Linked DNA regions of Homo sapiens: region 1 is linked to region 2. A link is an interaction called in ENCODE POLR2A ChIA-PET data of the cell type or tissue named here. Cell type or tissue: B cell. All regions are shown on one strand. Links, peaks and the distances in the headings refer to the core of each region. The heading gives the core; the rest is flanking DNA.

What was found. Peaks named below come from ENCODE experiments on the same cell type or tissue, not always from the same donor. Only the 100,000 strongest peaks of a DNase experiment are listed, where the experiment ranks them.
Region 1: POLR2A ChIA-PET joins it to region 2 with 7 read pairs; 2 of 35 experiments call an interaction of 5 or more read pairs at or near these places.

Annotation. Positions count from the first base shown.
Region 1 is chr7:74,981,357-74,989,303 of GRCh38, reverse strand. All of the region lies in intron 1 of CASTOR2 (cytosolic arginine sensor for mTORC1 subunit 2), which reads right to left. Among named protein-coding and RNA genes, the nearest start is that of CASTOR2, 21 kb to the right of the region's middle. In B cell, for the core only: no CTCF peak of the experiment used is centred there; no DNase peak of the experiment used is centred there.
Region 2 is chr7:74,217,520-74,225,466 of GRCh38, reverse strand. LAT2 (linker for activation of T cells family member 2) reads right to left here. Exons shown (of 14, transcript NM_032464.3): 5 at 5,680-5,723; 6 at 5,459-5,507; 7 at 5,213-5,250; 8 at 4,848-4,883; 9 at 4,733-4,763; 10 at 3,775-3,830; 11 at 1,684-1,743; 12 at 1,270-1,449; 13 at 707-828. The coding sequence ends at 725. Among named protein-coding and RNA genes, the nearest start is that of LAT2, 11 kb to the right of the region's middle. RefSeq lists enhancers at 1,713-1,762, 4,530-5,378. In B cell, for the core only: no CTCF peak of the experiment used is centred there; no DNase peak of the experiment used is centred there; H3K27ac peaks cover 1,484 bases.

The DNA of each region.
Region 1 (7,947 bases), core at 2,100-6,099, 760 kb before region 2:
GCCTGGGCAAAGCAAGATCCTGTCTCAAAAAAAAAAAAAAGGCCAGGCGTGGTGGCTCACGCCTGTAATCCCAGCACTTTCGGAGGCCGAGATGGGCGAATCACGAGGTCAGGAGATTGAGACCATCCTGGCTAACACGGTGAAACCCCGTAAAATTTTGTAAAAATACAAAAAAATTAGCCGGGCATGGTGGCGGGCGCCTGTAGTCCCAGCTACTCAGGAGGCTGAGGCAGGAGAATGGCATGAACCTGGGAGGCGGAGCTTGCAGTGAGCCGAGATGGCGCCACTGCACTCCAGCCTGGGTGACAGAGCAAGACTCCGTCTCAAAAAAAAAAAAAAGAAAAATTCCCTCCAGTGTTATGGCTGAATGCCCTAATATTCTACAGTAATAGAAACACAGAATATCTTCTGCATTTTGAAATGCAATGTGGAATGAAAAAAAAAAAAAGCATGCCTCAGAAGATCGCAGGCTGCCAGGTATCTTTTCCATACATATAAATGGGATGAAAGCCTTTGCAAAAATCAAGGGAAAGATAAATGTAGGCAGACAGCAGTTACCATCACTGTCATGGTCGCTGTGGGGGGCAGTGTTATTCAAATGATAAACAAACATAAAGTAAAAGCAGGATCAATAAGTACGTCACGAACCAAAAATTCTGAGTCATCAAATTCTGCATGCCTGAGGTCCACCAAAAAAAAGGAGCGTGGGCCGGGTGCGGTGGCTCACGCCTGTAATCCCAGTAGTCTGGGAGGCCGAAGTGGGCAGAACAAGAGGTCAGGAAATCAAGACCATCCTGGCTAACATGGTGAAACCCTGTCTCTACTAAAAACATAAAAAATTAGCTGGGCGCAGTGGCAGGCACCTGTAGTCCCAGCTACCCGGGAGGCTGAGGCAGGAGAATGGCGTGAACCCGGGAGGCGGAGCTTGCAGTGAGCCAAGATCGCGCCACTGCACTCCAGCCTGGGCGACAGAGTGAGACTCAGTCTCAAAATAAATAAATAAATAAATAAGTCGGGTGTGGTGGCGGGCACTTGTAATCTCAGCTACTTGGGAGGGTGAGGCAGGAGAATTGCTTGACCCGGGAGGCAGAGATTGCAGTGATCCGAGATGGCACCACTGAACTCCAGCCTGGGTGACAGAACCAGACTCCGTCTCAAAAAAGAAAAAAAAAAGGAGTGACCCGTGACCATCGGCCATCTCTGGACACAGATGAGCAATGAGCAGTGAAAGCCAGAGGCCAAGAGTGAGAACAGTTTAATATCAATTTTTGTAAAATATTATTAAAAAAAAAAAAAGGCCAGGCGCAGTGACTCACACCTATAATCCCAGCACTTTGGGAGGCCAAAGCGGGTGTATCACTTGAGGTCAAGAGATCAAGACCAGCCTAGCCAACATGGTGAAACCCTGTCTCTACTAAAAATACAAAAATTGGCCAGCTGTGTGGTGCGTGTCTATAATCCCAGCTACTCAGGAGGCTGAGGTGGGAAAATTGCCTGAACCTGGGAGGTGGAGGTTGCAGTGAGCCGATATCACGCCACTGCACTCCAGCCTAGGTGCTCTGTCTCGAAAAAAAATAATTAAATTAAAAGAAAAAAAGAAAACCAGACAGAACCTTCTCACTGCTCAGTCTCTGTCTTCCCTAGCCACTGTGAGAGGGGCCTGACTCCCCACGGGGGTGATGAACAAGCCCTCGGGAGACCAGAGGCATGGCCTTCCTGGATCACACAAATTGCCTGAATTGGTCTCCCTTGGGCCACCTGTCCCTGCCCTCTGCGGGAGAAAGGCCCAGACTGCAGGAGAATCTGCCCTCCCAACAGATGTGTGTGTTTGAGCGACTTAAGAACCTTCCTTCTTCTATGGGAGGATTTAGGGATCCTGGCATCTTTTTTTTTTTTTTTTCTTTTTGAGACAGAATCTCACTCTGTTGCCCAGGCTGGAGGCGTGATCTTGGCTCACTGCAACCTCCACTTCCCAGGTTGAAGCAATTCTCCTGCCTCAGCCTCCCGAGTAGCTGAGATTACAGGCTCCCGCCACCAGGCCCGGATAATTTTTGTATTTTTAGTAGAGATGGGGTTTCACCATGTTGGCCAGGCTGGTCTTGAACTCCTGACCTCAAGTGATCTGCCCACCTTGGCCTCCCGAAGTGCTGAGATTACAGGTGTGAGCCACTGCGCCCGGCCGGTGCTGGCTTTAGACAACAAACACTCCTTGGTAGCATAAACACAGGGGAAGATCCTAATGGTTGAATTTTTTTGTTGTTATTTAAAGTCAAGGTCTCGCTCTGTCGCCCACGGTGGAGTGCACTGCCAGCCTCAAACTCCTGGGCTCAAGAGATTCTCCCACCTTGCCCTCCAGAGTAGCTGGGACTACAGGCGTGTGCCACCACACCTGGCTAATTTTTAAAAATTTAAAAAATTTTATCAAGATGGGGGTCTTACTACATTGTTCAGGCTGGTTTCCAACTCCTGACCTCAAGTGATCCTCCCTCCTTGGCCTCCCAAAGTGCTGGGATGACAGGCGTGAGCCACTGCACCTGGCCAAACCATTTGTTTTTCATGGGATATTCCAGACATACGTGGTGTGCAGGGCAGGGCCTGCAGTATAGGTAGGAGCTGTGCTGTCTTAAAATCACCACCTTCTCCCAGACCCACATTTTCGGAAGGGGGCGTAAGGGGCAGGTGATCAGAAGCACCACAGGCAGTATCTGAGCTCAGTGCATGGCCCTTGGGGCTCTAGATATGGGAACCTTCTGCAACACTGAGACCTGCAGCCATGTTCTTTTTTTTTCTTTTCTTTTCTTTTTTTTTTTTTTTGAGACAGAGTCTCCCTCTGTTGCCCAGGCTGGAGTGCAGTGGCACGATCTTGGCTCACCATAACCTCCACCTCCCGGCTTCAAGTAATTCTCTGCCTCAGCCTCCCGAGTAGCTGGGATTACAGGCACCCGTCACCACACCTGGCTAATTCTTTTTTTGTATTTTTAGTAGAGACAGGGTTTCACCATCTTGGCCAGGCTGGTCTTGAACTCCTGACCTTGTGATCCACCCCCCACAGGCATGTTCTAAAGACAGTATCCAGCTGGGTGTGGCAGCTTACGCCTGTCATCCCAGCACTTTGGAAGGCCAAGGAGGGCTGATCACTTGAGGTCAGGAGTTCAAGACCAGCCTGGCCAACGTGGCGAAACCCCATCTCTACTAAAAATACAAAAAAATTAGCTGGGTTTGGTGGTGCGCGCCTGTAGTTGCAGCTACTTGGGAGGCTAAGGCAGGAGAATCGCTTGAACCGGGAAGGTGGAGGTTGCAGTGAGCCGAGATAATGCCACTGCCCTCCAGCCTGGGCAACAGAGTGAGACTCTGTCTCAAAAAAATCCAAATAAATAAAGGTGGAATCCGTGTCTCAGTGAGCATCTGCTGAAGGAGTAAATGGAAAGCTGAAATTGGCTAAAATGATTTAAGGAAAAAAGAGCTATCCAGGTATCCATCTGGAGCAACCACCTCTGGTAGATGCGGTGCTGGGCTTGGTCTGTCCGTGATGCCATCTAACCCTCAGGCCACCCTAAGGAAGGTTCTGCCATGCCCCTCTGCAGACGGGACACTGAGGCCTGGGGGGTAATGGAACATGCTCACTGTCACAGTTAGTGAGGGCAGAGCTGGGATGAGAGGATCAGGGCAGAACTGAGATCCCCTCACAATGATTCTTTTTTTTTTTTTTTTTTTTTTTGAGCCAGGCTGTTTCTCAATCTTTGGCCCCTAGGCTGGAGTGCATGATTACTGGCATGATTACTGCAGCCTCAACCTCCCAGGCTCAAGTGATCCTCCCACCTAAGCCTCCAGAATAGTTGGCACTACAGGCAGGAATCACCATGCCCAGCTACTTGTATATTTTTTTGTAGAGATGGGGGTCTCACTATGTTGCCCAGGCTGGTCTCGAGCTTCTAAGCCCAAGCAACTCCATCACTTCAGCCTCCCAAAATGCTGAGTGTGAGCCATTGTCCCCAACCCCCTGACAGTGACTCTTGAAAGGGGCTCAACTTTTACTTCTGTGGGAGCCCCGAGGACCAGAACCAGACCTGCCCTGAGAAGGGGCTAGACCTCCCATATTTCAGAGCCTCACTGGCCCACCCTGCATAGAGAGAGGAGTGGCACAGTCTAGAGTGGTTCTTTTTTATTGAGACAGGGTCTCACTCTGTCACCCAGGATGGAGTGCTGTGGCTCAATCTCAGCTCACTGCAATCTCCACCTCTTGGGTTCAAATGATTCTTATGTCTCAGCCTCCTGAGTAGCTGGGATTACAGGTGTGCACCATCACACCCAGCTAATTTTTGTATTTTTAGTAGAGATGGGGTTTCTACTAACCCCATTGGCCAGGCTGGTCTTGAACTCCTGACCTCAGGTGATCTGACTGCCTCGGCCTCCCAAAGGGCTGGGATTACAGGTGTGAGCCACTGTGCCCAAGTGGCTCTTAAATCAGACTTCTGAGTCCAAAGCTAGCTTCTTTGACTAAGTCATACAGATGGCTTTGGGCAGGTTCCTCACCCTCTGGGGCCTCGGTTTCCTTATCTGAGACATGGGGGAGGTCACATACCCACCTGAGTTGATAATGCATCCAAAGGGCATGGCGGTGGGCCTGGCCCATAGGAACCTGAGTCAAGGGGAGCCTCACTGTCATCTTCATCAACAGCAGTGAGAGGAGCAGGAAGGGAGGTGTTGGCTCCTGGGTCCCTGGGGCCCTTCCTCCAGGGACCCACCATCAGAGGGTGCCCTCCCAAAGGTGGGGAGATGGCAGCTGGCCTGTTGTTCTGTATCACCCAGCATTTCAACTCTCCCAGGCAACCATGGTTGGCAGGTCCCAATTTCTACTGAGAGCACCCCATGTAGGTCACATGGCGAGGGTCCCACACCCCAGCCTCACCACTTCCAACGAGCCAAACGCTTCCCATTTCCAGCCCGACGATGGTACTAACTTCCCTGCCCCTCCTTGGAGATCCCCAACCCCAAATAACCTCTCCTGATCTCCAGGGTCTCTTGGTGACAATACCTGCCTGCCTGCCTTAGCTAAGGGGGTCAGTTGCTTCTATCAGTCTCAATGCCCCAGAAACTGAGCGAAAACCCAAGTATTCATGGCCTACTGAACGCAAAGTCTGAGTCTGACCCTGGTATTCTATTCCTTGGTTTTTAGAATGCCCCCAGACAAAGATGAGGGCTGAAGGCTCAGAAAGGCCGGGTCAGGCCAGGTGAGGTGGCTCACGTCTGAAATCACAGCACTTTTGGAGGCCGAGGCAGGATCGTTTGAGGCCAGGAGTTTGAGGCCAGCCTGGGCAACAAAGTGAAACCCTGTCTCTACAAAATATTGTAAAAATTAGCCAGGTGTGGTGGCACACACCTGCGGCCCCAGCTATTCAGGAGGCTGAGGCGGGAGGAACCCTTGAGTCCAGGAGCTGCAGTGAGCTATGATTTTGCCACTGAACTCTGGCCTGGGTGACCGAGCGAGACCCTGTCTTCAAAAGAAAACAAGAAAGGTAGGGTGACCTGCCTGGGAATATGTGGTAGGAACAGCAGAGTGGAGAGAGAGCGCTTGATAAGGTGTCTTGTTGGGAGACATTCCCCACACCATGGTGCCATGGGAATCACATAAGCAGGTCAAGTGTGCCTCACTCAAGCACTCAAGAACCAAGCTTGCAGAGGGGGTCAGGGCAGGAGATGCACACGACTCACAGCCAACCCCACACTCTGGACCTGGGGCACCTGCTAAGCACTTTCTCTGTAAGATCTCACTTCAACCTCCCGTGAACAGCCCTATAACGTGGGTGCTATCACCTTCTTCATTCTTCTACAGAAACTGACAAACGCAGTTAAACCAGGCTAATTTGGACTGACGGGCTGGGTGGGGACGTCATCAGAGAGAAGCTGCAGGAGGGAAATTGTAGACTAGAACAAAGTCTGAAGAGGGTGGAGAAAAGCACAGATTAAAAAAAAAAGAAGAAGAAAGAAATGTGGCCGGGCATAGTGGCTCACGCCTGTAATCCCAGCACTTTGGGAGGCTGAGGCAGGTTGATCACCCAAGGTCAGGAGTTTGAGACCAGCCTGGCCAACATGGCGAAACCCTGTCTCTACTAAAAACGCCAAAATTAGCTGAGTGTGGTGGTGCACACCTGTAATCCCAGCTACTCGGGAGGCTGAGGCAGGAGAATCGCTCAAACCCAGGAGTCAAGAGTTTGCAGTGAGCTGAGATTGCGCCACTGCACTCCAGCCTGGGCGGCAGGGTGAGACTCTGTCCCCGCCACCAAAAAAAAAAAAAAAAAAAAATGCGTTTTACTGCCTGCAAGCTCGAGTTCTCCCTCCAGCACCCTACCCACCAGGGCTCCTCAGAGGCCTGGCTTGAGGAATGGATACGGTAGCCTTGTCATCTGCAGGTGACACCAGGCCTGCAGCTTGTTCTCTGAGGTGTCACCCCCTTATTCTTTTTTTTTTTGAGACAGAGTCTCACTCTGTTGCCCAGGCTGGAGTGCAGTGGTGTGATCTCTGCTCACTGCAACCTCCGCTTCCCGGGTTCAAGCAATTCTCCTGCCTCAGCCTCCCGAGTAGCTGGGACTACAGGCATGCACCACCACACCCGGCTAATTTTGTATTTTTAGTAGAGACAGGGTTTTACCATATTAGCCAGGCTGGTCTTGAACTCCTGACTTTGTGATCCGCCTGCCTCAGCCTCCCAAAGTGCTGGGATTACAGGCGTGAGCCACCACGCCCAGCCCATACACCCCCTCATTCTTGACTGTGCTGCTCTAGTGGACGAAACAGCCCCAAAGCATTGCTCAGTTGGGAGGGGGTGGAGGGAGTCCAGCCTGGGTGTGTGCAAAGGAGTCACCCAGGAAATTCACCGCGAGATCTGCCCTTACAGATGCACTCGCCTGGGGCCAAGCCCTGGGTGGCTGGGGCAGGTTACCCAGAGGCCCAGGGGCCAAATGCAGGAGCAAGTTCCCATCAGGAAAGGGGAAGAGTGAAGCAGAGATCCAGCTCCTGCATGCAGGGGAGTGGGCACGGGCAACCCCTTACCCCAGGGTCGTTCCCCAGCCTCACCTCTAAGGCAATGAAGGAGGGTAGAGTCTGAGGGCGCCCCTGACACCTCCACCTGTCCCCATCCCCTATCAGCGTTCCACATTCCAGTGCAGGCCCAAAATTCTAACCCCAAAGAAGAAGTGTGGTGGGGTACGCTTCTTCCCACTTTTTTTTTTTTTTCTTGAGACTGGGTCTCACTTTGTCAACCAGGCTAGAGTGCAATGGTGTGAGCATAGCTCACTGCAGCCTCCAACTCCTGGGCTCCAGTGATCCTCCTGTCTCAGCCTCCAGAGTAGCTGGGGCTACAGGTGTGCACTACCACGTCTGGCTAATTTTTAAAATTTCTTGTAGAGACGGGGTCTGGCTATGTTGCCCCAAATGGTCTTGAATTCCTGGCCTCAAGCGATCCTCTTGCCTCCACCTCCCAAAGTGCTGGGATTATAGGCGTGAGCCACCGCACCGGGCCTTGATTTCACATTTGAACTCTCCCACATTAAAAAAAAAAAATTATTAAAAAAAAAATAGGCCCGGCATGGTAGCTCATACTTGTAATCCCAGCACTTTAGGAGGCCAAGGTAGGAGAATTGTCTGAGCCCAGGAGTTCAAGACCAGCCTGGGGAACATGGTAAAACCCCAACAGGATGGATTTGATTCCTATACAAATTGAAGCTGCCCTGCCAAGGAGGGCCTGCCTGGAGGGGATGAGACCTTCGTCCTGAGGCCTCAGGGTCAGGGGATCAGGAGTCGGGGAGCTAGAATAGAAGCAGACAGCCTGGGCACGGTGGCTCACGCCTGTAATCCCAGCACTTTGGGAGGCCGAGGCGGGTGGATCACCTGAGGTTAGGAGTTCGAGACCAGCCTGGCCAACATGGTGAAACCCTGACTCTACTGAAA
Region 2 (7,947 bases), core at 2,057-6,056:
TGTCTGTTTCCAGCATTGACCGAGTGCCTGCTGGGCTGAGGCTTTGTGTGCAATGTCTGTTTTTTTATTTATTTATTGAGACGGAGTCTCGCTCTGTCACCCAGGGTTGAGTGCATGTGATCTTAACTCACCGCAACCTCCGCCTTCAGGGTTCAAATGATTCTCCTGCCTCAGCCTCCCAACTAACTGGGACTACAGGCACCCACCACCATGCCTGGCTAATTTTTTGTGTTTTTAGTAGAGATGAAGTTTCACCATGTTGGCCAGGCTGGTCTCGAACTCGTGACCTCAGGTGATCTGCCTGCCTCGGCCTCCCAAAGTGCCGGGATTACAGGCGTGAGCCACCGTGCCCGGCCGTGTGTGCGATGTCTTCTCTGAGAGGTGGGCACCAAGTGAGGAACTAAGTTCTGGGAGGTTGTCACTTGGTCCAAGGTCGCAGCCAGGAGGATGCAGTGGAGTTGGGAGACCCACCCGGTGCCCACTTCTTTGCCCCTGAAGTCACCAGAATTCCCTGCCTGACGCCCCTGGCCAGAACAGAGGAACAGAGTCGCCAAGCTGCCCTCTTGGAGCACCCATGGGTGCACCCTGTAGCCCCCACCATGGCCCCTCCACCCACACTCTCGGCTGTTCCCTTGGATTGGGGGTCCTGCAGCTTGGCAAGACCTCCAATCCTTGGCCCACGGCAGCTGGAGAGCAGGGGCTGTACCTTTCTTCTTGGTCTGCCCTAGGCTTCTGTGGCTGCCACCTCCCCATTCACGTAATCCGGTTCCCCGTCCTCCTCGTCTGGGCTTCCCACCGGGCCAGGGGATGCTTCTCTCTGGAGTTGCCCTGTGGACCAGCGGGCAGACAGGTCATCGAGTGGTTCACATGGAGACACCCATGACTGCTCCCCCAGACTCAGACCCCCAGACTCCACAAAACAGCCCGCGGGAAATGCCACGCCCGACAGGTCCTGGCGGTGTGTGTCTGTCCTGTCTCTGGGATTTGCCGGAGATCGTCCTGCTGTGAGAGCAGGTGAATGCGTTACTCCATGCATGCAGCTGGATGGGGCGGCCTGCCCGGGAGGACCTGACCCCACCCTGGAGGCTGGGCGGCTGCCAAGGGCCGTCCTGTGTGGTTCAAGGTCTCTGCAGCTGCTCCTGCACCCAGGCATCACTGCGGGGTTAGCTGGACTGGCTGGAGGGAAGCCCACTTTCAGCCTGCCCTTCCAGGCCAGTCCCTCAAGCCTGCCCTAAGTGGACCACCCTGCCTCTTCTCCCGGCCACCTACCCATGACCTTCCTGGACTCGCGCCACTGATGGATGGATGCTGAGTTCTGATAATCCTCAGATTCCTCATCTTCTTCCGGGGAGGCAGAGGGACAGAGACCAGAAGTGGGGCCAGTCTTCAGGGCCAGTGACAGGCTGAGGTCCCCTCTGCAGAGGCCACCTATGCCCTCCTGCTGGGCACCTGCAGAGAGGGAGAATAGGCCCCCCTTGGCTCAGTCCCACAGAGGCACCAGGAGCCAATAGAGCTGCCTCCGAGGATAGTAGGGGCAAGGCTCTACCGAAAGGTACCTGGGGATCCGAGAGCCTTCAGGCTTCAAAGTGGGGGCGGCCTTTGAGCAGTGGGGAGTGCAGGGGCACCTGGCCAAGGAGGCCTGCTGCTCCCAGCCCCAGCCTGCCTCTGGCTGGGCAGCCTCACCTGTCTCTGTGGTTTTCTGCTTGCAAATGAGCACATTCTCGTAGGAATTGGCATCATCATCTGCAGGAGAGAGAGGAGTGGGCACGGGGGTGTGGGCAGACCCTGCAAAGCCTGGCTCATCCTCCCGCTCTGTCCTGCCTTCCCTTTGCAGGGGACCTCTTCCGCCAAGCCCTAGCCCTCTGGGTCCCCCGGGACCTCAAGCCTTCTTCTGGATGAGCTTCCTAATGGGTGCTGGCCTGGTGCCCCTGCATGCTCTTCCCTGAGCCCTGAGCTCCTCTGTCTTCTTTGTTTCTTGTTGAGACGGTCTTGCTCTGTCACCCAGGCTGGAGAGCACTGGCAAAGTCAGCTCACTGTAGCCTCCAACTCCCGGCTCAAACGATCTTCCTACCCCGCAGCCTCCTGAGTAGCTGGAACTACAGGCATGCACCACCACGCCCAGCTAACTTTTAAAATTGTTTGTAGAGAGGATCTCGCTGTGTTGCCCAGGCTGGTCTTGAACCCCTAAGCTTAGGCAATCTTCCCAAAATGTTGGGATTACAGGCGTGAGTCACTGTGTCCAGCCTCTGTCTTCTGAGATCCCCTCCATATGCACTCTGGAGGGGGTACTCTGCGGGGGCTGCAATTCAGGCCCATGCCGGGTGGCTGGAGAGAGGGAGGGAGGCAGGGGCAGCCTCAGGGGTTCATCTCTATAATCAGGAGCTCTCCCTAGAGCCACTGCCGGGAAGGGGCTGGACTCTTCCAGATAGGGCAGGGCAGGCTGAGGATGCTTTGCTCGGGGACCCAGGCTGAGTATGGCACCTCAGCGCCTGGCACCCCATCTTGGCCTTGTAATGGGGAAGCTGGGCTCTGACTGATGCCCCACCCAAAATCCATCAGTGATGTTGGGGGTCCTAAGAAATGAGCACTGCCAGCCTGGCGGGGTGGCTCATGCCTGTAATCCCAGCACTTTGGGAGGCCAAGGCGGGCGGATCACCTGAGGTCAGGAGTTCAAGACCAGCCTGGCCAATATGGTGAAACCCTGTCTCTACTAAAAATACAAAAAATTAGCCAGGCGTGGTGGCAGGCGCCTGTAATCTCAGCTACTCGGGAGGCTGAGGCAGGAAAATCGCTTGAACCCGGGAGGCGGAGGTTGCAGTGAACCAAGATCGTGACATTGTACTCAACCTGGGTGACAGAGCAAGGCTGTGTCTCAAAAAAAAAATGGAGGTGGCAGTGGTGGGGGGCAGAAGAGGACCCCCCAACACCATGGTCCTACCCAGTATGGTCCAGGCAGGAGCCAGGTCATGGAGCTGGATTCAAACCGCAGGCCCATGCACCTCTCAGCAGGCACTGCCCACCCTGAGTCCTCAGTTGCCCTTTTTTGGGGGGATTTTTTTTTTTTTTGAGATGGAGTCTCACTCTGTTGCCCAGGCTGGAGTGCAATGGTGCGATCTTGGCTCACTGCAGCCTCCGCCTCCCGGGTTCAAGCAATTCTCCTGTCTCAGCCTCCCAAGTAGCTGGGATTACAGGCATGTGCCACCATGCCTGGCTAATTTTTTTTTTTTTTTTTTTTTGTATTTTTGTAGAGATGGGGTTTCACCATGTTGGCCACACTGGTCTTGAACTCCTGACCTCAGGTGATCCACCCACCTTAGCCTCCCAAAGTGCTGGGATTACAGGGGTGAGCCACCACACCCGGCCTCTCAGTTGCCCTTCCTATAAAGCAAAGGCATTCAGCGACCAGGTTTCTGGTGGCCTCAGAGCCTGCAGGGATCACCATCCCAGGTACCTTCTGGGGTCAGGAGAAGATGCTCAGTCCTCGTTGACAAGGACCTGGCCTCCCCCCACCTCCCCAAGCCAGCCCTCTAGTTCCCTGCCCTGTGGCCCACTCCTCTCTCCCACGCCCTGTGCCCACAGCTCTCCCACGCTGACCCGCCCGCCCCCTATCCCTTCTTGGCCCCCGCCTGCAGCACCAGCCTCCTTCTGTCCACCCAACCGGCTCTGCCGATTTACCCGAACCCAGGCCCAGCCTCCTCTCCTGCCTGGAGGTATGGCTTCTGCCCTGAGCTCCCACACCACTTCCTCCACCTCCGGCTTTGTCCTTCGCCTCACCTTCTGGGGGCTTCGAGAACCGCCCCCAGTTGTAATACTCCATGGCAATGGGGTCTCTGGCCAAGAAAACATATACAACACAGGTTTCAGGGCAGGCTGGAGATCGGGTTGGGGGCTCCATAAGGGGGCGGTGAGGCCAGGGCTGCTCCCACCATTGCTCCTCTTGGGGGCCATGGGGGTCTGCCAGGATCTCCTCTCTGATTCCCCCACCCCCACTTCCTGGGACCCCTGAGCCACCAGGGGCTGGAGCCACTTTTTTTTTTTTTTTTTTTTTTTTTTTTTGAGACAGAGTCTCTGTCACCCAGGCTGGAGTACAGTGGCATGATCTCGGCTCACTGCAACCTCAGCCTCCCAGGTTCAAGCGATTCTCCTGCATCAGCCTCCCGAGTAGCTGGGATTACAGGCACGCACCACCATGCCTGGCTAATTTTTTATTTTTAGTAGAGATGAGGTTTCACCATGTTGGCGAGGCTGGTCTTGAACTCCTGGCCTCAGGTGATCTGCCTGCCTTGGCCTCCCAAAGTCCTGGGATTACAGGCATGAGCCACCGCACCTGGTGAGCCACCTTGCTATGTGACCTTAGGCCATTCCCCATCGTTTGCCCATCTGTGAGATGATGCAACACCCCCGAGGGATTCTGGGTGTCCTGTAGCTTGTCTTTGACTGGGTGATGCTGAATGAGTCTCTATCCCCCGCCCCTGACACTCTGTGTCCCAGAGCAGGGCAAAGTCCAGTCCCCCAAACCCAGGGTTACCTAAGAGACAACAGTGTCGCCCAATGCCTGCCTGCCAGGAGAAGGAGGGGAACCTGGATGCCTCGTTCTAGTGCAAGAGGTGGTTCCTGGACCAGGAAGCCCAGGGCTGTGGCAGGCAGGTGGGGCAGGGGGAGAGGTGGGGCAGGGGGAGAGGTGGGGCAGGGGGAGAGGCGAGGCAGGGGGGACAGGATCAAGGTCACTCACATGTAGGCTTCCTCCGACCCGTGTCTGCTTCCTGCGGGAGGAGGCGAGAATTGGGCCTGAGCCCCTGGGTGTGGCCCCCACCATGGCCTCCCCCTTTCTCCAGGAGCCTACCTACCTTTGCTGAAGTTCTGGTACCTGGAAGATGCTGGATCTGGAAGAAAGACCCAGCTAATTGCTTTCTCCCCTGGCCCCTGCTTTGCACCCAGCTCGGGTGCTGCAGCCCAAGGCAGGGCCAGCTATTTCCCGTGTCTGAGCCTTTGCAGTGCTCCCTGTCCCCTCAGTGGGGCATGTGCGAGTGTGCACCCTCCCCCTGCCAGGCCGATTCCAGGAGCCTGCCCTGCCCCAGCCTGTGTGTCTCTCCTGGGGAGGCCTCGCCTGGCCCCGCAGCCCCCACTGCACGACGCCTGTCCCATGGGGTTTTCGCCTGTCTTAGTCCCAGCTTGGCTAGGCCTGTCCCTGTCCCTGCCCTGTGCCACTCACCCTCCAGGCTGGGGTAGAATTGCAACAGCTTGTCCTTCCTGCAGGGAGGGGGAAGGAGGGAGTTAAAGGAGGGGCTGTAGGGGAGAGGCCCCCCAGGACACATCCCCCCATACCCCTTGTGGGGCCTTCATAGCTGAGCCCTGGAGCTCTGGGACTCGGGGAGGGAGGGAGGTCTTGACCTGGGCTCACCAGGTGAGGACCTCCAGGACTTTCATTCTTGTCACTTCCTGGGGGACTGTGACCTACCTTGTGGGTGCCATGTCCGCCAGGGGTCCTGGCCATGCCTGCCCGACCACTACAAAGGGCAAGAAGTGGGGTGTTGGCTGGGCCCCCAGCTAGCCCAGCCCCCTCACCCCATCATCCCCCCACATCAGGCCTGGCCACGGTCTCAGGTCAATGGGGACCGAGATAACTTGATAGGGACACCCCCAACCCAGAGCCCAACCCGGGGACACTTGGAGACTCACAGGAGTAGGTCCGGGACCCCGTAAAGCTCTGTTGGTCCTCACGCCTGGAAATGCATGGGCTGTGCTGAGCCTGGGCCTGGACTCCCACAGCCCAAGAACACAGGGACAGGAGGGAGGGACAGGCAGGGATGAGGAGGGAAAGCAGAGGGACGGACTGGGGCGACAGTGGGGAGGAACTGCTGCCCTTTCAGGCCTCATTCTCACGGCTCCCCATGCTATCCCCATTCTCTGGCCCCTCCGTGCACTGGGTGCCCAACCCTCACACAGGGCCCTGGGCTGGAGCCCGGCTCTCAGCCAGACCCATCCCTGACATGGCCTCAACAGGGCCACATCCTGCCGGTGGGTCCCAGGCCCCTGGAGACGGGTCAGGAGGGGTCTGTGGACAGGGCTGTGGAGGTAGCCCTGAGATTCTGGGGCATGAGGGTGAATGAAGGCAGGTGCTCAGGGACCCAGCAATGACTTGGGGTAAATTATTTCAGCCAGGAGTGACGATGAGGCTGCCTCCCACCTGCTGGTCCCAGGGAGCGTTTGCAATTCCTTAAAAAAGCACACACTCACCCCGTCTCTACTAAAAATACAAAAAATTAGCCGGGCGCGGTGGCGGGCGCCTGTAGTCCCAGCTACTCGGGAGGCTGAGGCAGGAGAATGGCGTGAACCCGGGAAGCGGAGCTTGCAGTGAGCCGAGATTGCACCACTGCAGTCCGCAGTCTGGCCTGGGCGACAGAGCGAGACTCCGTCTCAAAAAAAAAAAAAAAAAAAAAAAAAAAAAAAAAAAAAAGCACACACTCTAGACCCGGCATGGTGGCTCACACCTGTAATCCCAGGGCTTTGGGAGGCCAAGGCAGGCGAATCACCTGAGGTTGGGAGTTCAAGACCAGCCTGACCAACATGGAGAAAACCCCGTCTCTACTAAAAATACAAAAATTAGCTGGGCATGGTGGCGCATGCCTGTAATCCCAGCTACTCGGGAGGCTGAGACAGGAGAATCGCTTGAAGCCAGGAGGCAGAGGTTGCAGTGAGCCAAGATCATTCTACTGCACTCCAGCCTGAACAAAAGTAAATGTGGCTCCATCTCTAAATAAATAAAGAAATAAATAATAGACTATTCCTAGCCTTCCTTGCACCAAAGTGTGGCCATGGATTAAGCTCTGGTCTATGAGATTCAAGCCAAGGTTGTTGATATTTCCAATAAATCTTTTTAAACGGGGGCACTGGCAACTGGGAGACACCCTTTGTATCCTTGTTCATTCTTTCTTCCTGCTGCTGGGAATGCAGAGATGAGGGCCGGCACCCCAGCTGCCATCTTGGACCATGAGGTGCTCTTGAAAATGGAAGCTGCCATTACAGATAATGGAGTGGATTAGCTCATTATTAAAGCAGGTTTGGGGGCTCCTCCTCTGAACCAGAATGGGTACCTGGCCCAGCCTTCCAAGCTCCTTGAAGACTGGGGCTCAGGGTGACCTGATTTAGGAGAGATACCCTAAATCCACAGGAGAGAGTCAGTCAGACGTGGCTTCCTGGGAGAAGCAACAGAGGAACGGAGCCTGTGCTCACAGCAGTCGCTTCATGCAGGCTGGTGGGACTGAGCCCAACCGAGGTGACAGATGGAGAGGCAGGCACAGGCATTCCAGGGAGAAGACCAAACAGCTCCCCTCCACCTCCCACATGGGGACGCTGAGTCTGGCCCTGACCATCTATGGCTCTAAGATCAATCAGGGGGCTGGGGGTGGGCAGGGCCTGAGGGGAGAGGGGAAGTGTCCGAGGAGTCAAGGGCATGGGGGGCATCGGGGGAGGTTGCAGGCGGCCAGAAAGCCACGTGGCCAGAAAGACCCAGAAAGGTCTAACCCTGGCCCACGATGAGCAAGGATGGGAAGATTCTATTTTCAAATCTCACTGTGGTTTTTCAGTTGCAAAAGGAAATGAGGAAGGATGTGTGTGCGGGTGTGCGTGTGTGGGTCATGAGTGACTGCTCGGGGGTGCACATGGACCTCCAAGGTTTCCTGGGCCCACAGCCATTCTCTTAATCAAAGGACACCTGTGGCCACTGCCCATGTGCCTGGGTTGTTCTGGGTTTCAGCCCCAGTCTGCAGTGTCGAACCCACTGCCCTTCCCTGGGTCTTTCTCACAGTCCTTCCCTGGTCCCCCGAGGGACTTGCCCACATCCTCCCCTGAGCTCCGGCAGTTTTTTCCAGGGGAGTCTCCGACAACGTTCACATTTCACCCTGTGCCGGGTTCTCTGTCTCTTGCATTGCAAGGGGAGAGCGGACT